3 separate regions of the Homo sapiens genome follow, and regions 1 and 3 are each linked to region 2. Evidence: chromatin loops called from intact Hi-C (ENCODE). Cell type or tissue: OCI-LY7. All regions are shown on one strand.

Evidence for each region. A loop is a pair of places that touch in the nucleus more often than their neighbours do. Peaks named below come from ENCODE experiments on the same cell type or tissue, not always from the same donor. Only the 100,000 strongest peaks of a DNase experiment are listed, where the experiment ranks them.
Region 1: a loop joins it to region 2, with 3 times the contacts of the local background. A loop is called at or near these places in 7 of 110 quality-filtered maps.
Region 3: it touches region 2 in a loop (2.4-fold over the local background); 5 of 110 quality-filtered maps call a loop at or near these places.

The regions. Positions count from the first base shown.
Region 1 is chr10:113,956,752-113,964,751 of GRCh38, reverse strand. It overlaps LOC124902507 (a long non-coding RNA gene), which reads left to right and starts at 4,110. Exons shown (of 2, transcript XR_007062296.1): 1 at 4,110-5,286; 2 at 7,070-7,390. RefSeq lists enhancers at 3,822-4,111, 5,588-6,088. In OCI-LY7, no CTCF peak of the experiment used is centred here; DNase peaks (open chromatin) are centred at 3,041, 3,751, 4,011 and 5,141; H3K4me3 peaks cover 3,106 bases; H3K27ac peaks cover 3,677 bases.
Region 2 is chr10:114,092,749-114,100,748 of GRCh38, reverse strand. No RefSeq gene overlaps it. Among named protein-coding and RNA genes, the nearest start is that of ADRB1, 53 kb to the right of the region's middle. In OCI-LY7, no CTCF peak of the experiment used is centred here; DNase peaks (open chromatin) are centred at 1,358, 4,328 and 4,638; H3K4me3 peaks cover 1,788 bases; H3K27ac peaks cover 1,168 bases.
Region 3 is chr10:113,867,580-113,875,579 of GRCh38, reverse strand. All of the region lies in intron 2 of NHLRC2 (NHL repeat containing 2), which reads right to left. Among named protein-coding and RNA genes, the nearest start is that of NHLRC2, 17 kb to the right of the region's middle. In OCI-LY7, CTCF peaks have their summits at 3,026 and 3,234 (motif pointing left); no DNase peak of the experiment used is centred here.

The sequences.
Region 1 (8,000 bases), 140 kb after region 2:
AACAAGCACACTGCTAAGAATATTAAGCCCCTCATGAACACCCGGACAGTTGGGTATTAGCCACATTTGCCAACATTAAGCTCAAAAAACAGGTGCCTCACTGCTTTTATCCTGGGGAGGTAGATAGCCAGTCCATCAGGATCCCTAGTGGAAAAAAGAGAAGAGGCATTTCACAAACTACTATGTTATTAAAAAAAGAAAAGAAATAAAAAAGGTACCACATCTGCTTTGCATGCTTTCAGGGTCTGAAAGGCCTATACAATTGCATTAGGTTTTTAAAAATGAGATTAAAGGAATTAATGTAAGATAGAACCATAATGGATTATTGGAGGGAAGGTAGGCACATTTAGGGGATGTTCTTGGCCTTTCCGTTTGGCTGACCTATCCCAAAACTTTTCCTCTGGGTCTCTATCAGAGACATGGCAGTAACCTGGATGGACCATAGGCACGAGTCCTGTAGCCCATTCCTCCCGAAGCTGCAGCCTTTTTCATCCTGCCATGTATCTGAGTTATGCACGTGCCTTGACACCTTCACTAAATCATATATAACTTGAATCCGGGGACTCAAGGGTTTCAACCATCTTTGTTTTCTTCTCCATTACTGTCACTGTGCTAGAGCCCAAGTCTCCTGAAATGCGCCCTGGAGCCTTGCTCAAAGATGTCAACCCAACATGCTGATCAGGTAGCTATTTTGTCTGAAGCTGGTAGTTCATGACAGGCTCTGACATGTGCTGAGCTTGCTCTGTGCCCTGCTTCCCCCAGGACATTGCAAATGGCTTTCTCCTAGGACTGTGTGTCATGCTTTTGGAGTGTGACAGCCTCAAATTGCTCTGTGACATAGTTAATGAAGTAGAGAACACCTCCTATTTTCTTTTTTTTCTTTTTTCTTTTTTGACCGGGGGAGAAAGCACAAATTCAGAGCAATTTCATGCCTTACTATAGTCGTGTGATAGTTTGCTGCCATTGCTAAATTGAGCTTGCATTGACCTCTGCTAATTCCAAGTCTGGAATCCTGGCCTCTACTTGACTATGATCGGCAGATAATGGCACCAGAATGATGCCCACCTCCTAATGTCCGGAACCTGTGAATATGTTACCTCACATGGCAAAAGGGATTTTGCAAATATGATTTATTTTAAGGACTGTGAGATGGGGAGATTATCCTTGATTGTTCAGTGGGCCCAATCTAATCCTATGAATCCTTCAAAAGAGAGGAACTTTCCCAGCTGTGGAGAGAGGAAGACATGACTGTGGGTCAGATGGATGCAACATGAGAAGGACTTTACCTGCCATTGATGGCTTTGAAGATGGAGGAAGGGGCTATGAGCCAAGGAATGTGAGGGGTTTCCAAAAGCTGACAAGGGCAAGGAAACAATTTCCAATTTCTTCCCTCGAAACTCCATAGAGAAACACAGTCCTGCCCACACCTTGATTTTAGCCCAGTGGGACCTATTTCAGCCTTCTGACCTATGGAACCGTAAGATAATAAATGTGTGTTATTTTAAACCACTAAGCTTGTTGTAATTTGTTACAGTAGCAAGAGACAACTAATGTCCTGCCATAGTCTGGACTGATGTGTCCTCAAAGATATAAAAGCAACCAATTCCCCACAGCTACTAGGCACTTGAGAATTGCTTATGAATTGCATATGGGGAAATCTCTGCTACTTGGGACTCTTGCAAAATATGTCATGGTGATATATGAGTTTTTCCACAGAGATGAGGGTTTGCCTGTTTAGGACCCAAACATTTTTTATTTTAAACATTTTGTAAGATAGATATATATATATATACATATATATATATATATAGAGAGAGAGAGAGAGAGAGAGACACTGAGTCTCACTTTGTCATCCAGGCTGGAGTACAGTGATGTGAAGTAGTTCACTGCAGCCTCAAACTCCTGGGCTCAAGTGGTCCTCTCGCCTCAGCCTTACAGGTGTGCACCATCTCTCTCAGCTAATTTTTTATTTTTGTGTAGAGATGGAGATCTTGCTATGTTGCCCAGGCTGGTCTAGAACCCTGGGCCTCAAGTGATATTCCTGCCTCAGCCTCCCAAAGCACTGGGATTATAGGTGTGAACCATCGCACCCGGCCAGATGAACATTTTTAATCCATAGGAAGATTAAATTCTGTCTAAATCATATATATGTATTATAACTCCATATATCTCTCCATATTTCTCTCCATATATATTTCATCATATATACAGAGAGAGATTATGTTCTTATTATTCCTTTCTGCTTAAATGGAGTACATTAAACTTTATTTAACATTTTTGTGATATGTGGGAGAACTTATTTTGGGCACTAATTATTATCCAATACTACATCATTGCCCTTGGCGATGACTGAATTTCAGAAAACTACCACATATTGCAGATTCTCTGGAAAGTTCCCAATTTTAGATTCTGTCCTACTTTCCTTATTCTTATCAGACTACTTTTCCTGATAAAGTGCTCAGGCACCATGGTCACTTTAGTTGAAAGTCTGCTTGTCTTCACAATAAATGTCCTCAAACTACCATCTAACAGGGAATCCTAAACCATTCTGTTTGCCTCAAATACATTAAAAAGAAATAAGAATGGTTTGTAACTTCCTGTTTGTTACTTTTCAACCCTGATCAATTATTTTCTGCACAAAATTTTTAGTTAGGCAATGGACTATTAGGATACTGACATGGTAAGACTAGGTCATTTGAGGCCTTGAGAAGTCAGTTGACTTTTGCGTCAAGCAGCTGATTTGTAGCAGCAGGGCCACGATGAAAACTCAGAATCCCTTAGTTTCTGTTCTTTGACCTGGTAGACCTACCAGCCTGCTTTCAGCTTAAGTAGCAAACCCTGCATTTCTCCCAAGGAACCCTTTAAGCCAGACTGCAGACGTCAATCAAAAAAGCCAGTGTGATTACGATCTCCCTTCTCAAAATAATGCTTCCTTTCTAAACCCAGTCTCCGAAGATCAAAACCAAAGTAGGCCTCCAAACTCTAACCACAACCGTCTTCAAAAGTTATGGGGAGTCCCATCTCTTAGCAGTCTAGCTGCAGCTGCTGAAGTCGCCACCTGCTCAAATGACTGAGACAGGAAGCTCCTTTCCAGGGGGTGCCATGGCTGGAACCAGTTTTATACAAGAGGACTCCTAGCTTCTTGGTCCCCGGCTTCAGACTTATTTAATTAGCTGAGACACTCCTGTGGTTGCTAATCACTCTTAGTACAAAGAGGCGTCAACAAGCCTGTGGGTTAAAAGCAGGTCTCTTCTGAGTTTACTTAGCTTGGTCTAGAGAGAGGTGAGTGAGTGAGTGTGTGTGTGTGTGTGTGTGTGTGTGTGTGTGACTGCGTGAGCATAAGCTGTATGAGATTGTCTATGCGGGACTGTATTTGATTGTGGATGATCGTGTGTGTGCACACATGCATTGTGTGTGCATGTGGGCATGCATGTGCACATGCTTCTGCGTGTGGTTGTGTGTAGTTCTCTGAGTGTAAACTTGTGTGGGATTGTGTACGCATGTGCATACCTGCATTGTATGTGCTTGTGTGCAAGTAAGTGTGTTCATGCACACAGCTAAAGGAGAAACAGAAAGAAGGGCAGGATAGAAGCACAGAAGGAAAAGACAGGCAACAAGAAAAGGCAGAGAATAGACATGTGGAGGCCAGATACAGACAGAAGGAGTGGGTGCAAGGAGCAGGGAGCAGGGAAACAAGTGACAGGGCAAAGGTGGAGAGCAGAGGGCGGGGAAGCGAAGAGAGAGCACAGGACGTAAGAAAAGGAAGGACTCAGCGGGGTGAGGCCTTAGCCATTTCAGGCCTTAAGAAATGCCTCGTTAGGGAGGCAGGTGGACTCCGAAGCTTCCAGGAGAGTGACGTCATCCCCTTGTCATTTTTCTGTGTCGACATCACAGAGTCTGCTGTCTTTGTGTCCTGGTGGTTCTCATCACCTAGCCTGGGCTCTGGCCTCAACCCCCATGGCCCTGGGAGATGGTGCCATCCAGTCATATCTGAAACCTCTTTGTTGGGCCTGTGGTTTTATTTTTTCTAATAACGTAGCAACATCAAACAAAGGAAGTCACGCTTGTCCTTTGCCTCAACAAGGTAAATAGTCGCTGCCCCAGCTCAGGTGCCTCCCTTGCAGAACACACACAGGTGGGGAAAAGGGCTTGCAGGGGGCCTTGGGCTTATGGGGATAAAGAGGCAGGAACTGAGTCTGAGAACAATAAAAACCAGGCCTGGCACTTGGTGTGGAGCAGTGACCAGGGAGAGGACTTGACCTGGGGAAGGGACAGGGCTCCAACAGGAGCCTTCTGAAGCGTGCGGGCCAGGAGGCCAACTGCATAGGGTGGCGAGAAGGACCCAGGACCCACCCCCCGTGGCTTTCCCTTTCAGGTCTGAGTCTCTCCGTGTGCAGAAGGAGGATTGCATTGGCTCAGTGCTTTCCAAAGTGCTGAGGGATTCCAGGGGCACCCACGGAGCTCCCCTGGGGCCTGTGGACGGGGGTGGGTGAGTGAGCAGGAGTCAGGTCTCCCCTCTGCACTGACCTGAGCTGCCTCATCTTTACATTTTACTTTTATTTAAAGACTGTAAGCCAAAGCCAGTGTGAAGCCTCCTGAGCTGGCTGATCTCCACATCCCTGCCAGCACCTTATGACCCACCATTCTACACTGGTGGAGGGGGGCTTATGTTAGCGCTATTGGGACCCTGGGACAGAGTTGACAGTGAACTTTGGCAGAGGAGGAGGTACCTTTTTCGTGTGATTAGGGAACCTGGATTCTTTCCCTGGCCCCAGCACCGGATGTGTACCCCAAAGAGGCTAACTCCTTGGGACTGAAGCCCATCTGCCCACAAGATGCAGGAGTTTGAAGGGTGCACCCCACCCTAAAGGGCACAGTCTCATCACCCTGAATTTCTGGGTTGGGCAAACCACTAGTTGACACAGTATTCAGCCATAAAGAAACAGAGAAGCTACTTCCTTGAAATCAGTGCTACCTTGATAAGTATAAATCCTGCAAGAAACCAAGGAGAAACCCATATGAGATATTAACTTGTTGGGTAGAAGGTCAGGTTCACGTTTCACAGGATGACAATGGCTGTGCTGTGACCCAGCAGGCTCTGTTGTATGTGCCAAGGCCTCCCAGCTGGTCTGGGCCAGTTCTGTCCTTCCACGCCTCACTGGGAGCCACCCATTTTGTCAATAAGCAGCTGGTATCCCTCTGCTTCTTAGTCATATGTCATTTATAGACTCCTGATCTGCCCCCAGTGTCACGGCCGTTGTAGGTTCTGGAAGGAACAGAAAGCAGGTAACTGACAGAAAAACCATCCACCCTCGGTTGAGTTCTCTTTGAGTTTTTCTCTTGGATTTGGGAGCTGGGGGCGGAGGGTGCCTGCCTGTGTGCTGGGGGTATGGGGAAAGGCATTCACCACCAGGCTGAAAAATGACCAACTGCTCAAAAGCCAGGTGGATAAATCTGCCAATTCAGTGAAATCACATCCTGTTCCATTCGGAGGGGACAGCAAACACAGATGCACACAGCGGAGTAGTAATTACATCTCAGAAGATGCTAAATATTTCAACGCCTGTCTGGTGCCGATTCTTATTGGAGGGAATTTTCTGGTGTTGGGTTTTACAGGCAGTAAAGTTGTGTACTGAGTTATTTTTCTCTACCTCTCAAAAAGCACTGTGTCCATATTTTACCATGTGTCAGGTAATATGGAAGTTGGCTTTATGCAAATCATTAGTTACCTTAAACCACAATCTCTGTACTCACACTGGAAAGCTCTTCCCTGGAGTTGTCTCTTTGCTGGGGAAAACTCTTCATCACTGGATGGTCGTTTATTTCTGTTTCTAGGAGCAACCACTTCAGATTCCTAGCGTGTGGGTGGTTTGCACGCATGAGTCATGCAGATGTTACGTTCCCCTGAAAGAACCAGCCAGATCTTTTACCAGGCAGGGACTTTGTCCCAAGCTGCTGTGACCTGGGAGGTTAGCCCTGCTACTGCAGCCAGAGGCTAACTGTTGAGGAGGCACAAAGGCCAGCCCCCTTCTCTGAAGGACGGTGTGACTGCCCTGTGGAAATGCCCCAGCGGCCCTTGGGCCTCAGGTCACAGCTCGGCTTTACCCAAGATCCATCCTTGCTTGGCCCGTCCTTCCCTAATGCTCGTGGAGGTTTTTCCTGAAGGGCGCTCCCTGGAGAAATCACATGCCCCGGAATCCCTGTCTTAGGCTCTGCTTCTAGAACCTGAACTAAGACAGGAAGTAGGCCCCTACAGCGATGGCCCTGAAGAGCCTGGATTCCATGGTCTTTTACCTGGTGTCATAAATGGTTCCCCCAAGTCAGTCCAGTTTCTCTAGTTTCCCTGAGAACTTTGCCTGTGGCAGAGGCAGATCACAGAGGCTCCACTCCAGCACAGAGCAGGGAGACAGCAGGTCACACCACTGCCAGTTGAGTGCTCTGCCAGTTGATGGCAACTTTAGTAGGATGGATTCTTCCTAGGATGCACCTATGAGGCAAAGTGTTTTGTCCCAAGGGTCACAGGCTTACAATGATGGGCAGAGAGAAACCCATTTGCTTTGTGCAGACACCTAAAGGACTACTGTGAACGGGCTCTCCCTTACCAGGCTACTGCTGTCATCTGAAGTTCCAGTTTTAGAGATTTAGTTCTTGGTGGCACACAACTATAGTTCTAGCTACTTGGGAGACTGAGGCAGGAGGATCACTTGAGCCCAGGAGTTTGAGACCAGCCTGAGCAACATAGTGAGACCCCCTTCTCTATATTTTTGTTAAAAAGAGATTTAAATCTTTATGTTGAAACACAATCTGACTTATTACTGTGTCAGCCATTAGCAGTTTCACGTGAATTAATTTGTCCCAGAGTCCAGTGTGACAGCTGGTCCAGGCAGCATTGGATGGGGGCAGGGAGGAAAGTTAGGGCCAGAATAGAAGTTTGGGTGAGACGCTCATGCCATGGACTGGGGCAATGTGAGAGGCCACAGCCAAGGTCTGCCCTTTTCCCAGTTTTGCTGATCACAGTGGTAGTGAAAAAAAGATCCATTTTTAACGATCCTCCTTTTCTATTTCGGAGTCATACACAGTGATGGACACATAGCAGGACTTAAAAATGCTTGCTCTGCAACACGAAGACAACGACTGAATGACCCCACTTCCATGAGGTATCTAGAGTAACCAAACTCATAGAAACAGAAGCTAGAAGGCGGTTGCCGGGGTCCAGGGGGAGGAAAATGGAGAACTGTTGTTCAATGGTGATGGAAACGCTTTGGAGATGGGTTGTATAACAGTGTGACTATACTTAACACAACTGAGCCGTGCACTTAAAAATGGTTGATGGAAGCCCTGAAACTCTGTACGTCTATTACGCATCATTAAAAATATTGCTCAAAAAATAGTCGATGGCAAATTTTATGTTATGTATGTTTTACCACAGTATAACATTTTTAAACAGTGCATGCTTTTCAAAGACAATTTGGGCTTTTCATAGAGCAGATCCTCGGGAACTATTTGTTGACTTACTTGCAGAGCACATTCCTTTGGCAAACTCCCAAACCTAAGAGAAAGGCTCAAAAAGAAATAAGCAAAAAAAAGCATAAAGGCCCTGAAGCCCTTCAGAAACCTGTTTCCAAATTCTTCCAGATTCCAACTTCTCCCCTACTGAGGCTGTTCCCAAACCTGTCTCCACACGCCTCCCACTCCAAACCCAACCCTGCCCTGGCCCTGCCACATTTCCAGATTCTCTGTTGCTTCCCTCCTTTCAGATTCTACTTTTATCTTCTCAGATGTTAACTCTTTCCCCATCCAAAGCACAAAAAATTAGCCAGGCATGGTGGCATGTGCTTGTAATCCCCACTACCTGGGAAGCTGAGGTGGGAGGATTGCTTGACCCCGGAAGGTTGAGGCCGCAGTGAGCCGTGATTGTGACCATGTGACTGCACTCCAGCCTGGGTAACAGTGTGAGACACTGTCTCAAAAAAAAAAAAAATTGATTTGTCGTTATCAGT
Region 2 (8,000 bases):
TACTTTTGTGGCTGAGTACGTTTCTGGAGCTTGGATAATAATACTGGGACATATCTAGCAATGTGCAGACTTGCTTTTCACGGTGAGTGAAAAGTACGACTTTTACTATTAAGAACTCTGTTGTGCTGCGTTAAGAGCTGGAACTGAGTCCTCATTTGAGGACTGTTAGGAAGATGGACAATCACCCACCATTCCCCGGGAACCACATCCGATGCGTGCACGTTACCGTGCCTGTCTGGAGACCAGCGGACTTCAATTCGCCTTACTTCAAAGGTCACTGGGAGGGAAGGTTGGGTGCCTCACTCATGGTCTGACATATCTGAGTCACACATCTCCCAAGCCACCATGTCACAGCCCGGGTGGGGCACCAGCCTCTCCACTCAGCATGAGGATTACAGGTTTGAAGTTGGCTTTTGTTGACACAATTGGAACCATTGCCAATTGTTTATATTTTGATAAGGATCTAACAATCATCTTGAAAACCACAAAGATGGTGATCATGAAGACACAAAGGCATATTTCTAATGAATTCAAGTTCATGTATGTTATCTAAATCAATGAGTAGGAAATTGAATTCTCAAAACACTGAGGTTTTGGTCTTGGAGCTGGGCAGGGTGCGAAATCATCATCTAGGGCGGTCGTTCGGCGGAACCTGGCTCAGAACACAGAATGTGGCCATCTGGCGGTTGCACATATGGATTACGTCTCTGTCACTTTCAGCAGTTACTATTACTTTTTTCTTTAGACAGTCTTGCTCTGTCGCCCAGGCAAGATCAGGGGCGTGATCTTAACTCAACAATCTCTGCCTCCTGGGTTCAAGCAATTCTCCTGCCTCAGCCTCCCAAGTAGCTGGGATTACACACCTATGCCACCATGTCTGGCTAATTTTTGTATTTTTAGTAGAGGCAGGGTTTCGTCATGTTGGCTGGGCTGGTCTTGAACTCCTGACCTCAGGTGATCCGCCCACCTCGGCCTCCCAAAGTGCTGGGATTACAGGCGTGAACCACTGCACCCAGCCCAGCAGTTAGTATTTTAACCAAGTAGTGCCTAATCTCTGCTCCCCTGATAAACTCAGCAGCGACCCCCTGCCCTGTATCCCACGCTACTCCACTTCCAGCAGGGACAAAAGCGTTTTCCAGCCCTTTCAGCAAGGGGGAGTGCTCTGCCCAGAATAGAGCTTCACTCCTCGGCCACCCATTCCCCAGCCATCCAGCACTGAGGGACTCTTGTTCCCACTGCTTTGAGAAATGTCCCCTGAGAGGTCAGACCCAGTTTGGACACTGCAAGCCTTCCTTCCCGAGGCAGGGAGGAAAAGGTGAAATGGCCCCATAATGCAAAACATTGCTCACACCCAGGTTTCACTTCCTGGTCAGAACGCAAAGCAAAACCACCTGCTCCAACTCAGTCTCTGGAAGGGTCCCTGGGAAGCAGGGAAAGGAGAAACAGTAGAATTAAAAAGTAGGCCTCCTGGCCCAGTGCAGGGGCTCACACCTGTATTCCCTGCACTTTGGGAGGCCGACGTGGGCAGATCACTTGAGGTCAGGAGTTCAAGACCAGCCTGGCCAACGTGGTGAAACCCCATCTCTACTAAAAATACAAAAAATTAGCCAGGTGTGGTGGTGGGTGCCTGTAATCCCAACTACTCGGGAGGCTGAGGCAGGAGAATTGCTTGAACCCAGGAGGTGGAGGTTGCAGTGAGCCGAGATTGTGCCACTGTACTCCAGCCTGGGTGACAGAGCCAGACTCCCCCTCAAAAAAAAAAACAAAAACAAAAACAAAGTGGGCCTCCTGTGGGTGAGCAGAGTCCCTTCTGGCTTGGGTGGGGAGGGGAGAAGATGCGCTTTTGTTAAACCCACAGGAAATAAGTCAAGGTCAAAAAGCTGTTTGAATTGGAGTCAGATCTATCTGAAGAAGTCTAATTTGTGTCAGAATCTTTGTCATTCTCTGCCTGTTGCTCAAATAGGGCATGTGATTATTGAACAAATCACGAGAGATAAGGAGGGCTGTTTCAGCTTTCCCTGGAGGTGGGGTGAGGGTCATAAGGAGTGGGGACTGGGGACCATGTATTATTTCCCAGTGCTGCCTAGGATCGAAGAAACAGTTTGTTGTAAATATTAATTGAATCAATGTTGCCTGAAATTAAAGGAACATTATAATTCGTGCCTGTGTGTATAACCCTCAGGCAATTAAACGGTGTAGAAGTCAGTCAGTCAGAGGCCCACTATGCAATAGCAGCTGTGAGGCAGTGTTTCCCCACCTAAATAAATTGTTTTATTTGATAAAGAATTTTCAAGCTGGATGCGGTGGCTCATGCCTATAATCCCAGCACTTTGGGAGGCCAAGGTGGGAGTATTGCTTGAACCCAGGAGCTCAAGACCAGCTTGGGCAACATGGCAAGACCCTGTCTCTACAAAAAATAAATAAAATAAAATAGCCAGGCATGGTGGCACGTGCCTGTGGTCCCAGCTACACAAGAGGCTATGGTGGGAGGATCGCTTGAACCCAGGAAGTTTTGGCTGCAGTGAGCTGTGATCATGCCACTGCACTCCAGCCTGGGTGACAGAGAGAGACCCTGTCTCCAAAAACAAAAAAAAAAAAAAAAAAGGAATTTTCAAACTGGGGCATATGGACAAAAGTTCACTCTTCTTACTGGGTGTGAGACCTCAGGTGAGTTACTTAACCTCTTTGAGCCTGTATTAGTTTGCTAGGACTGCCATAACAAAAGATCACAGACCGAGTGGTTTAAACAACAGAAAGTATTTTCTTACAGTGCTGGAGGCCAGACATCGGACATCAAGGTGTCAGCAGGTTTGCTTTCTCCCGAGGCCTTTCTCCTTGGCTTGCAGATGGCCACTTTCTTGCTGTGTTCATATGGTCTTCCCTCTGTGTTTGTCTGTGTCCTAATCTTCTCTTCTTATAAGGACACCAGTCAGATTGGATGAGAGCCCACCCTCATGACCCCATTTCAACTTAATTACTTATTTAAAGGCCCCTTCTCCAAATATAGTCACATTGTGGGGTTCGGGGGGGTGGTTAGGGTTTCAGCATATGAATTTTAGGAAGACAGAATTCAGCCCATAACAGAGCGCCAGTTTCCTCACTGGTAAAACGGATAAAATTTGCCCTCCTTTCTTGTTTTGAGACTCAAATGAGGTAAAGTAAGAAAAAGGACTTTGGAGGGTGTCAGGTGCTAGACAAAGGAAAGTGGTCATCCCATAGAGGTGGGACAGACCGCTTCGGACGATGTGCCTATAGGTCTGGTGAAAAGTTGTATTCTCTGTACACACCCAAGATTTGGAGGCCAAGTTCCTTGTGAAAAGATACATTTGCAAAGAGGCTACTAAATGTCATGCCTTGTTGGGAATTTGAGCCTAGAGTGATATTGCAAATAAAACATTCATTTATTTATCCATCACCATCATCGACTGCACGCCTACTCCGTGCTGGGCCCTGTGAGGGCCCTCACCTATTGCTGAGGCCAGATGGCAAGGAGGCTGGGTGAACTCAACAGGAAATTGAGCAGAGAGTGGACTCCTGGTTTGCCTTCTCTACAGCTTTCAGGGAGCTTCACTGAAAATCTCTCTTGCAGTCAACAACTTCCCTCTGGCTTTCTCTTCCTCAGTTATAAATGGCTTCTCAGGATCCGGAAGTTCGGAAGAACTTGGATGTCATCCTGGGTCTGGAAGTGGAGCCACATGGGTCAAACTCAGGCTGGGACGAAATTCACTTCCTGTCATTCTTAGGGACTGGGTATCTGACACAGTGAGATAAGCCTGGGTTCTATGAAAGACAAGGGCCAGTTACACACACCTCTACACAACTCTCCCCCCAACACATGCACACACACATACACACACACACATGCACAGAGTCCAGAAGAGCTTGCACCTTGGCTAGAGAAAGCAGCATTGGTAGTTTTTAGTGTTAGGAATTTCCAACCCATACTGAAAGCGTGTGCTTAGTTCACAGAGGGCAAAATAATACCATCGTGCACCACTGACCTCTGTCTCTTGGCTTTTGAAATTTCAAAGCTGAATAAGAAGCATAATGCCCACCCCGCCTACCTCAGCTATGGGAACCCCTTTTCTGTTGGGCTCTACTTCATGTGATAGGGGTGAAAGAAGATGAGAAACACAGCTCTGTACCCCCATGGGCATCCAACAGCAACATGGTGACACCTTCATTTCTTTTTGGTGCCAAGTCCTGAGTTTGAAGTCTTATTCTTCAAGAGGAATCCCAAGAAGAAATAAGTCAGCAGCTACAAAATGAATACTGCAATACATTGAGGTAGACACCAGCCTACAGTCCTAAGGCAGGAAGGGGCAAAAAGAGCAACAGGAAAGTACAGCTTGCTACATGAAAAAAGCAATCTCAAAAGAATGGGAAGATGGACCTCAGGCATTTAAGGTTTTACCTCGGAACGCCAGACTATTCTGTATCTTGGAAACACTCTTTCTTTTTCTTTGGACTTCAATCTTTATTTCCAAATCAGGACTGGAAATGGGAATTATGAAGCCAAAAATATCAAACAGCCTCAGATCCTTTGGTTAAAAACATCAGCGGCAACACACGACTGAGCTTACCTCCCCCATTCTTGACATTTCATTATAAGAGGAAAACCACAAGCCGAACTTAGCAAAGGCTGTTATAATTAACTCACAAGCCCTCGTGTGCTTACTAGTGGTTTTTAAGTTTCTGAGGCTTAGATGTAATGTAAGATGTGTTATTTAATATGCATTATGGAGGGAGGAAACAAAGACACATTTTTATTCTCTTTTGCTATACAGCAGCCTGGTTGGTTCCATTCCATCCATTTAATTTACTGTTTCCAGGCACAAGGGAATTGTTTCCATGTGACACTTATCTATATAAATTTGGGATAAACGGAATTAACGTGTCAATTGAGGTTCTTGATGGCAAATAACAGAGACCAAGTCTGGCCCTGTGAGGCAAAAAAGGAATTTATTAAAGTGTATTAGGTGACTCAGAATCCCAGGAGGCTGCAGAGTGAAGCTGGGAGGCTGTGTATCCCGCGACCATTCCGCAAATCAGTTCTAGCGGTGGTCCGGTGGATGGATACCCTCCTGTCTTTGCTCTGGGCAGAGATGCTGCAGCTTGCCCTGAGAGCACCCTGACATTGCACAAGCTGCTGGGTCTCCTGTAAACTGGCTGTAGTGGCCACCATCCTGCCAGTGCGCCCACAAGTCCTAACTGGGCTCCCCTGGTTCTCATTTGGTGCCCCCTTCTCATGTTCCTCCTCTAAAGATCTCTACTCGAATCCCGCTCCCTGCCCATTTTGGTTACCCTTACCCAAAGGAAGGGGGCTCACACTCTAGAAACACACACACACACACACACACACACACACACACACCCCCTGTACCCCAGTGGCTTTTGCCCAGGTTGGAGTCATTTTATCCGCAGTGGCCCCTGGGGCTTCATGGTCAGTGATGTTGAGAGAGGTGGTCCAGACCCTGTGGTGATCAAGTTCCCCAGGCAGGGTCTCCTTGTTCCCAATCCTGCCGTGGACTTGGAAGGCACTCCTGATTCTTTACTTAACCATTTAGAGCAAGCTCACACATGTCTCCAAAGGACAGATGTCAAGCCTTGGGAGACAGTATATTCTGAACTCATATCAGGAAAGAAGAGTCTTATATTCATTGCAAGGTTCTTTTCTGACATGGTCTGTGAGCCTCATTTTTATGCAGAGTGGTTACCTTGGAATCCCCCAAGACAGTTTCAGGCCCACACTATTTTCTATTGGCTACTCCCATTGGTGGACCTGGCCAGGGCTCCTGGCTGACTGTGTATGGCAAGATCCTTCCCCATCTCCCTCTTCGGGGTGGGGGATAGTACAGGGCCCGGTGCTGATGCTTCCCATCACCATGTGATGTCACTCCTCATGTGCGGGTGGGGCAAGGCCATATACAGAACATTTGAGGTGGTGGAATTACCAGCTTGAGAATTAACCGTTCCTACTTTTCTCAAGTTGTAAGCTCTACGACAAAGAAAAAGAGGTAGCTTTTTTCCCTTCTTATCCCAAATGAGGAGCCAGGTTCCGTGTCCTGGATGTCTGAACTTCTTTTATCTCCAAGGAGCATTAGATATCTTTGTTTTCAACAGTCGGAGTTCCTGTGTGAGACAGTACACAACCCACTGGAACGACAGGGCTCTGTGGGGTGAAGAGGAGGACAAAGGGAGCAGAGCCCCAAGGCTGGTGGGAGGGCAGGAGAGGAGACTCTGGAACAGTGCAGGGCACTCCCACGGGCAGGCACTACCTCAAGGAAGGTGACAACTTGGATAATGGCTGCCTGCCTGGAGGCCAGTGAAGGACAGGGTACTGATCTGTCATGCAGGGCCCTGATAGCCAAGGCAAGTGTCTCCCAGTACCGAACCTAGAATGCAGGGGCTGGCAAACTTGGTATATTAGTCCGTTCTCACATTGCTGATAAAGACATACCCGAGACTGGGTAATTTATAAAGGAAAAAGGTTTAATGGAGTCACAGTTCCACATGGCTGGGGAGGCCTCACAATCATGGCAGAAGGCAAAGAGAAGCAAAGGCACATCTTACATGGCAGCAGGCAAGAGAGCTTGTGCAGGGAAACTCCCATTTATAAAACCATCACATCTCATGAGACTTATTCACTATCACGAGAACAGTATGGGGGAAACTGCCCCCGTGATTCAATTATCTCCACCTGGCCCCATCCTTGACACGTGGGGATTATTATAATTCAAGGAGAGATTTGGGTGGGGACACAGCCAAACAATATTGCTTGGCATAAACTGCCTGTTGGCACCAGGATGGACCTGACCTGGGCTTGCTGAGCTAGTGAGGCTTGACTCAGACAGAACCACAGCACTGGAAAGACAGCGGTGGGCAGTGGGCTATGCCCACAAGCACATAAGGTGATGCAAGGCAAACCAGCTGAGTACGACCCTAGACTTAGAGAATTGTTTAGGGCCCCTCTATGTTCCCAGAGGTCCCGTACAGCCCAAGAGTAGGGGTGGCAGCACCAGAGAGTAAAAAGGATATTGGATTTCTTCCTAACTCTTCAAAAGACACTTGTTTTGGAATGATTTCAGATTTGTGGAAATGTTGCAAAGATCATACAGAAAGTTTACGTCCTTCACCCAGCTTTTACCATTGTTACATTTCCATGGTACATTTGTCAAAACTCAGAGATGTCATTAGTACCTTTTATTACTAACTAACTTCCAAACTCTGTTCGAATGTCACCAGTGTTTTCATTAGTGCCCTCCTTCTGTTCCAGGAGCCACTTCTGTGTACCTTAAAGCATCTAGTCGGCATATGTCCCCAGTCTTCTCTGGCCTATGACAGTTTCTCAGGCTTGCCTAGTTTTTTGTGACCTTGACACCTTGAATAGTACTGTCCAGCTAGCCTGTGGAATGTCTCCCAAACTGGGTTTGTGGAGATTTTTCTTACGATTAGATTTTTCTTATGATTAGTGGTGGGATTTGGGGAAGTGCCCTTCTTATCCCATCACATGGAAAGTATACCGTACCCACATGGCATCACCAGTGTGCCAGCCCTCATCACTTCATTAGGGTGATGTCTGCTGGGGTCACCACTGAAAGAATTCTTTCCCCTTTCTCTATTCTATTCTTTATAAGCCACCCTAACACCTTTTAATTTGCAATAGAAAAATAAAGAAGTGCGATGCTATTTGCAACTGAGTGTCATGGAAGAATTCTTGCCTGTTATATTTGTCTTTGAGCAAGGGTTTTCTTGAAGCCATCAACCAAAAGTAGTAACTCTAATGGTAGGAATTTCAGGCTTTGTGACAGTTGGGTGTGGGCGTGTGGGCTTCGGCGACAAACGTAAGCAGCGTTCTCCAACCTACCACTCAGGCAGTGCCCTGCTCCGCCTGGATATGGGGACAGACCACGGAGAGTTTGTTTATAAAACCTTGGTATAGGGTTTGAAAACTTAACACTCCTATACACACGAGGGACCATCTTACCAATTATTTTCTA
Region 3 (8,000 bases), 230 kb after region 2:
AGCTGCCAATTTTATTTTCTTTTCCAATCCTTTTCCTAGCTTTGTCCTGAGAGTGGGTTCCAGTTTTGGAGCTGTATGGAGAGCCAAAACTCCAACAGAAATCCCACTGCAACTCTAGCCCAAGAAACCACATAACCTGGACAGTGTGGGAGAAACCCTGAGGAGAACAGCTGGGGAAGGTGGCTCCTTATTTCTGAGTATGAACACTCAGAAGTCTTTGTTTAACCCCTAAACTACAGTACAGGGAACAGATTTTAAAAAGTGTAGCAAATGCTTGGGGAGCTGATAACTGAATAACTGGGTTTACAGAAGGAGCGAGAGCTGATGGAAGATGAGACAGAAGTTATAATTTGAATTAAGAGGGTTGATGCCTACTAAAATAAGGCTACCAATGTTCCCTACAGGACTATAACAGAACCCAGAGTTCACATATCGTCACATTCCAACGTCCAGGATACAATAAAAAATTACCTGATATTCAAAGAAAAGAACAAGGAAATATGGTCAGTTATCAAGGTAGGGGGCAAAAAAAACAAGCAACAGATACCGATGCCAAGATAAAGCAGATGTTCGACTTACCAAAGACTTTCAAGCAACTAGATAACTATGCTCCATGAGGTAAAGAAAAACACAAATGAAGTAAAAAGACAGGAAATAAAAACAGAGAAATGGAAATTATAAAAAGTAACTAAAAATGTTAGAACTGAAAAATACCACAAGTTCACTGGATGATCTCATTGGCAAAAAGGACATGACAAAGAAAAGGTTAATGAACCTGAAGACAGCTCAACAGAAATTAATCCAATCTAAAGAACATAAAGAGAGAAAGAAGATTGAAAAAAAATAAACAGAACCTCAGGGACCTGTGGAACAGTTTCAAAATATCTAAATAAGTATACTGGAATCCCAGAAAAAGTGAATAAATAAGATTGGGGCAGAAAAAAATAACTGAGTAATGTCCCAACTTTCAAAATTTGATTAAATATATAAATTTAGAGAATTCAAGCTCAACACACACAAAATAAAATACATTAAAACCATGTCTAGACACATCATAAACAAACTGCTGAAAATCAAAGGCTAAACACACACACACACACACACACACACACACACACACACACACACACACACACAAACACATGCCTTGAAAGCAGCTGGGAAAAAAGATGCAATGAGGAATGGTTGCCTGGGGGATGTGGGTAAAGGTGGTGGGGAGGAGTGGGAAGGACTGCACACCTGTTACCTTGGGCAAGTTACTTAACCTGTTCATCTGTTTTCTCATTTGCAAAACGAGGAAAATAACAGCAAATGCCTTATAAGTCAGGTGGATTAAAAGAGATAATCTGTGTAAGGCATTTAGCATAGTACCTAGTGTAGAGTAAAATTTCAACAAATTTTGCTATAATTATTTTTTAAAGTTGTAAGTACAAAGATTAATAAAAGATAAATGTAAACATTTATAAATATCAGAAGAGATTATGAAAATAAAACAGCAAAGAAAGTGCATCATGTTGATAAACACAACAAATATAACCAAATACACATAATACTTGTACATTACCAGTCATATGAATAAGTACCAATGGGCTTAACTCATTATTAAAAGAAAAAGATTTGGATAAGTTCTTTACATAAAAGATACATCTAAGAAAATGTGAATCAGAAAGACTAAAAGTAAAGGGGTAGAAAAAGATATGCAAGGCAAATGAAAGCAATAAGAATATAAGGGTTGTAGATCTCCTCCTTCCGCGTCTCTAATTTCTGGGCCAGATGAGTGTTTTGCTCCACTTCATCATCTAAACTAAAGCTTACATGGGTTTCAGTTTATCCTTGCAAGTTCTAGTTCATGTTTGCACGTTCTTTCTGGTTTGCCCTTGTTCTCTGCTACTTTATATCCATCTTTCCTTCTCAACTGCCTGACCTGCCATCAGGAGATATAATTTGCCAGTAATTACAACTTTAATTCCAAACCAAAGCACAAGAACATACGCACACACACCTCTGCTTGAAGACTGTGAAAAGTTAGTAAACTTAGGTAGGTTGCAGGAGCACACAAAAGCAACAGCCTCACATATACTAGTTAGCCATGTAGCTCCACAATAACATAAGGTCAACTACCTATAATGAATTCTCTATTAGTTCTCTCATTATTATACCCAGTTGTGCTTCTCTGATCAAACTATGACTAATATACCAAAACTCTACATCTTAGTTTTGGTGTTAGCTCTACATGTATAAAATCTCCATCCATCCATTAGCAGTTTCCCTACTCACCCATGGTTCTCTAGCTCTCCCTATAGTAGATTCACCAGAAAGGGCACATGTGCACAGTATTCTCTGAGTTTTGGGACATTCAAACTGTTTTTCTTTAACCTTGATTGATTCTTGAAGGACAAATGGTTGGATATAATCTCTTTGGTTTATGGTTTACACTCATTAAGATTCCTGAAATGTCACTCTACTGTTGCCTTGCTTTGTACGTTATTTGTGAAAAGCATGGCCAGTCTAACTTACATGTCTTTGTAAGTTACGTTCTTTGTTTTTCAATGTTTAAAGTATAATAATTTTACTAGGATACTTCTTGGACTGTTCTGGGTCAATCACCCCCGGTACCTGGTAGGCCCTTTCAATATGTAGATTCAAGGTTTCTTTTCTTTCCAGAAAGTTTTCTTGGATTCTAATTTTAGATATTTGTTCCAGTCAGCTGTTCTGATTTTCTTGAAGGTCTCCAAGTAGTCTTATGTTGGACCTCCTCTGCCTGTTTTCCAATTCAATCATTTTTTTCTCTAAACCTTTTAACTTTTTTTTTTTTTTTAGCTCATTTTCATTCTCTGGGGTTTCCCTCCCTGCTTTTAATGCCCCTTAATAAATTTTTATACAAATTTATTGTCCCTTGGTCAAATTTAGTTTTCATTTGTAATACAATTTTGAATTTGTCTTCTCTTTTCTGGATTCAATTAACACTCATTTCCCTGTTTCTTTTTTGTCCATTTCTTATTTTGAAATTTCTGATTCAAGCTGTTTTTTTTTCATTATTCCTAAATGCTGACTAAGGATATTTAATCCAGTATGAAGCAAGGTGTTACAGTTTTGTCAATTTTGTATCAGCATTTTAACTCTGAATTGCATTTTCAGCTTCTTTTGCAGTAGTTTTTATATAGATGTGATCTGCTTTTTTCTATTCCTGTTCATTTTGCGAATAGGGTTCCTAGTTTGAGAGTGCCCTCTTCTGACAGTTCCCTTTTTCTGGGCAGTTTCATTGATGAATAGCATTGGTGTAAGGAGGGGTTGATATATCTTCTTTCTCTTTTGTTTCCATTAGAACCTTACCTTTTCCTTCATATACGCTTTTTTCCCTTCAGTGGCCTATCTCCAAGGGAAACCACATCTTTCTTATATAGCTGATTATCTCCCAGGAGCAATGCTTCTCTGAGGCTTCAATTCCTTGTCCTGCACTCTTGTAAGAGCTGGTGATATGGTCTAGTATGTCCAAACCTGTGTTCAGTATTTTATACTTTGTATTGGAGCTTCTCTTTCTGGGGGTAAGGAGACTATTCTGTTTGTGCGTTGTCTAAATACTCTGAACCACTCTGCTTGTTCTCATGGAGTCTTTTAAGTCTCCCCTACACTTGTTCTTGGCATCCACAGACTTACAGCAATAGAACCTTTATGGGAATTTAGTTTATTTCTGAACTTCCATCTAATGTCAAGGCCATGATATTCTCTGTCTCCTAGTATTGTGAAATGCAGGGCCAAGTGAGATTTTACTTGTTCTCCCCTTTTTTATTGTTTGGAACAGAGGGGAGGGACAGTGGGGAGATTCAAGATCAGGTAGCCACCATCCTCCTCCAAACCCAGAAGTAGCACAGATAGATTCTTTTTAATCATTAGGTTTATTGACATATAATTACTTACACTAATCTTTCATACTTTGTTAGTTGATTAAATAAACTAAGTATAAAACCAGAAACTGGTATAAAAACAGAAGTACAGTATAAAATAGAAGTATTTCCAGTAGTATAAAAACAGAAGTACTTCCAATACGATAAAGAATAAGGAAAAAAATGCCTACCATCTCTACTATTGTTTAACAATAAATTGAGGTGGGGCGTGGGGGATTAGCCAACATAATTAGACAAGTGAAATCAATTAGAGGCATAAGACTGAAAAATTTCTATATGGAGCTATAACAGTATATCAAGAAAAGTCCAGAGACTCAATTATAAAACTAAGTCAAATAATAAAAGATTCAGGGCCAGGTGCAGTGGCTCACGCCTGTAATCCCAACACTTTGGGAGGCCGAGGCTGGCTGATCACCTGAGGTCGGGAGGCCAAGACCAGCCTGACCAACATGGAGAAACTCTGTCTCTACTAAAAATACAAAATTAGCCGGGCGTGGTGGCACATCCACGTAATCCCAGCTACTTGGGAGGCTGAGGCAGGAGAATTGCTTGAACCTGAGAGGCAAACGTTGCGGTGAACCGAGATCACGCCACTGTACTCTAGCCTGGGCAATAAGAACAAAACTCCGTCTCAAAAAAAAAAAAAAAAAAAAAAAAAAGATGCAGGAAGCAAGAATAATTAACACATGGAAATCAGTAGCCTTTATATACTCAAACAATAACCAGTTAGGGGATATAATGGCAGACAAAACTTCATATACAATAAATAGCCATATAAACATAAGATTAACCCAACTCAAAAATACATCTTAAAATTACACCAAGATACCACTTCCTATCTATTAGATTGGTAAAAATTAAAAAGTATGTCAAGACAGTTTATTGAAGCAGCATCTGAGAAAGAGGTACACTCACACACTGCTAGCAGAAATACAAACTGGTACAACTTTCCTGATGAAGAACTAGGCAATACCTAACGAAACTACATATGTACTTAACTTTGACCCAGCAATGCCACTTTTAGGAATTTATCCTTAAGTGATTCCACCAGCAAGACAAAAGCATATCTACAAGATTATTTATTGCTTATAATTGCTAAATATGGAATGATCTAAGAGCCAACACACAGGATAGGAGAGTGGCTGAATGAGTTATGGCACACATATAGCGGAGTACTATGCAGTTATTTTTAAAAGTCAAGAAGTTCTCTATGAACTGTTATGAAGTGACTCCTGGGATAAAATTTTACATGAAAAAAGCGAGTGTATAAAAATGTCTACAGTATGTCACCTTTTGTTTTAAAAAAAAGGAAATTTTAAAAAATATAGGACAGAAATGGGAAGGCAAGAACAGTTAGAAGGGATGGGTGGATAGAATGAATATCTGTTTCATCCTCACTTTGAAGACCATGTTGTCTTACACACTCAAAAACTAAGTCAACAAAGATGGGGGGACTTAAAATGAAATACAAATAGAAAAAAATAAATCTAACGATACTTTAGATGAATAACATAATTTAATGGGGGAAGCTGAGAAGTGGGAAGGAATAGCCTAAGTAATTTCTGAATTATTTGAGAAACTAGAAGCAAAAACACCATAGTAGCAATGAGCACATCTAGTTCCCAGACCTTGGTTTCTCAATACCATTCCCTACTAAAAGGGATCAAAGCTCCTTAAAGAAATAGCTGACTCAGGGTTGGGCTGGAAAAACACAAGATACATATGGAAATATTTTGGTGTATTTAGTAAGGAAGGGCTCAAAAAACGACAAAGAAATACCAAAAGATCACAGAAGACAGCCTGAAGGGGATCCTATTAGTCAAATCTTGGACCATTGGAATACCAAAATAAATTATCACAGTAATTATTTATAACCCAATGAATTTTAAATAAGAATCCATGAGTTAAATCTGTATACATTTTATGTACATTATATATATGTAATATTTATCATAAAGTATGTTATCATGTATCACACATTTTCCTACTGATAAATATATCCCAACATTTCCTTGAAGAAGTGATGACTGAAGTGAGATGTGAATGATGAGGTGTTAGGTGCAGAGAACGCTGAAGGAGATTCCAGGGAGAGACAACAGCACCTACAAAGAGGAAGCAGGAAGGATAGAAGAAACTGAAGAAGGTAAGTGACTAGGCACAGAGAACAATGGAGAACGTGGGACAAAATGAGAACAAACATACAGATGGGATCAGTCTTGTAAGTCATGGTAAAGATTTATATCTTTATCCTAAGAAAAATGGGAAGTTATATGGAGAATGAAGGGCAAGTCTCAAAGATATTTCAAACTAAACTCATAACCTTCTCCTCCAAATATGACCTTTTCAGTGTTTCCTGTCACTGCATGGCACCATCATCCATCCAATTATAGAAGCAAAAAACCAGTCTAGGACATCTCTGTAGTAATCAATCAGCCCACTCTCATCATCCATACTTAATCCACAATCAAGTCCTATTGCTCTTATCAGCTATGACTAGTTTCAAGTTGTTATCCTATTCACAGAGAGCACAACAGCCTTGTCACAGATTTCCCATATCCATTCTTGCCCACCAAGTAGTTATCCATCCTGAAGTCACTGATCTTTTAAAAACACAAATCTGATCATGTCACCTTGTTGCAGAAAATCCTTCATTGGCTTTCAATTGTTCCTAGTATAACAAATCTCATCTCTCCAGTATCTTCTCCACACTCTTTTCCTCCTGCAGTATATTCTAGGACTTCCTTTGGTTCCTCAATAATATTATTCCTTTTGCTTTATAGGGTTGGCATACAGTGTTCCCTCTGACTGGAATGTTCTCATCTGTTCTCACCTACTAAAGCCACGCTTGTCTTTTAGAACAGAAGTTCAATTTTTACTTTCATAAGAAAGATTTCTTCCAGATTAAACTCTATAATGTCATCATAGCAGCCTGTAATTTTTCCTATAGATCACTAATCAGAAATTATAAAAATATGTATGATTATTTAATTATATGCCTTCTTTTGTTAGACTATAATGCCTACTAATTACATAGGTCCCATGCATGTTTTATTATTCTCCAGTGCCTAGTACGTAAGTAGGAAACAAATGATTTCACAGGACATAAATACTGAAGGAATTTATAAATCTGTATAATAAACCATATCATATTGTCCAAATAGGAGATCTATATTGATCTACGTACAAACACAATTGCCAAATATCCACTCCCATTTGTTTCTGTAAGAACCTCAATATGCAGATTTTTCTTAAATTATTTAGCTTTTTCTGTTAATCATGCATACTGAAAAGCGGATGTAAAAGATTCTGCCCTTTATGAATCCTTTGCCAACATAGGGATCAAAATTACTCCATTTAAGAGAAAATACAGAAGAAAGGAAAGAAGAGAGGGAGACAGGAAAGAGGGAGAGAAGAGGGCAAGGAAGAAGGGAATGAGGGAAGGAGAAACTATATCAAAAATTGTAACTTCCTTCTTCTCAGTGAAGTAAAACACCACCATCACCACCAATAAAAAAACCACACATACATGGTGGCTCAGGCTGTTTGTAATACCAGCACTTTGAGAGGCTGAGGCGGGCAGATCACTTGAGCCCAGGAGGTCGTGGCTGCCGTGAGCTGTGATCGCACCAGTGAAATCCAGCCCAGGCAACAGAGTGAGACCTTGTCTCTGACTAACCAACAAAAAACATGATAAATATATAACTGCTTCTAAAATATTAGTAATAAAACCACTTTTTAAAATACATATTTTTAAAGCTTCAAAAGTCTTATTGAGAGACGTATACTTCTAAATGCACTCAATTACAATTGTATATACTATAGTAGAACGTGTAGTTTAATCACAGGCAATGTAAAAACCTAGTTAAATGCAAGGATTGAGACTATTTGAGGCATTTCGAAAGATGCTAAAAAAACAAAAACAAAAACAAAAACAAAAACCTGTAATGGAGACATTCTGAGATCCAGAAGACAACCATGGCTTCACTAGACAAAAAGGATGAGACGATGATTCCAGGCAGAGGGAACACTGTGTCAAGGTGTTAAAGCAAGAGGAACAATGATACTTAGGAACTGAAGGAAAGCCAGGGAGGCTAG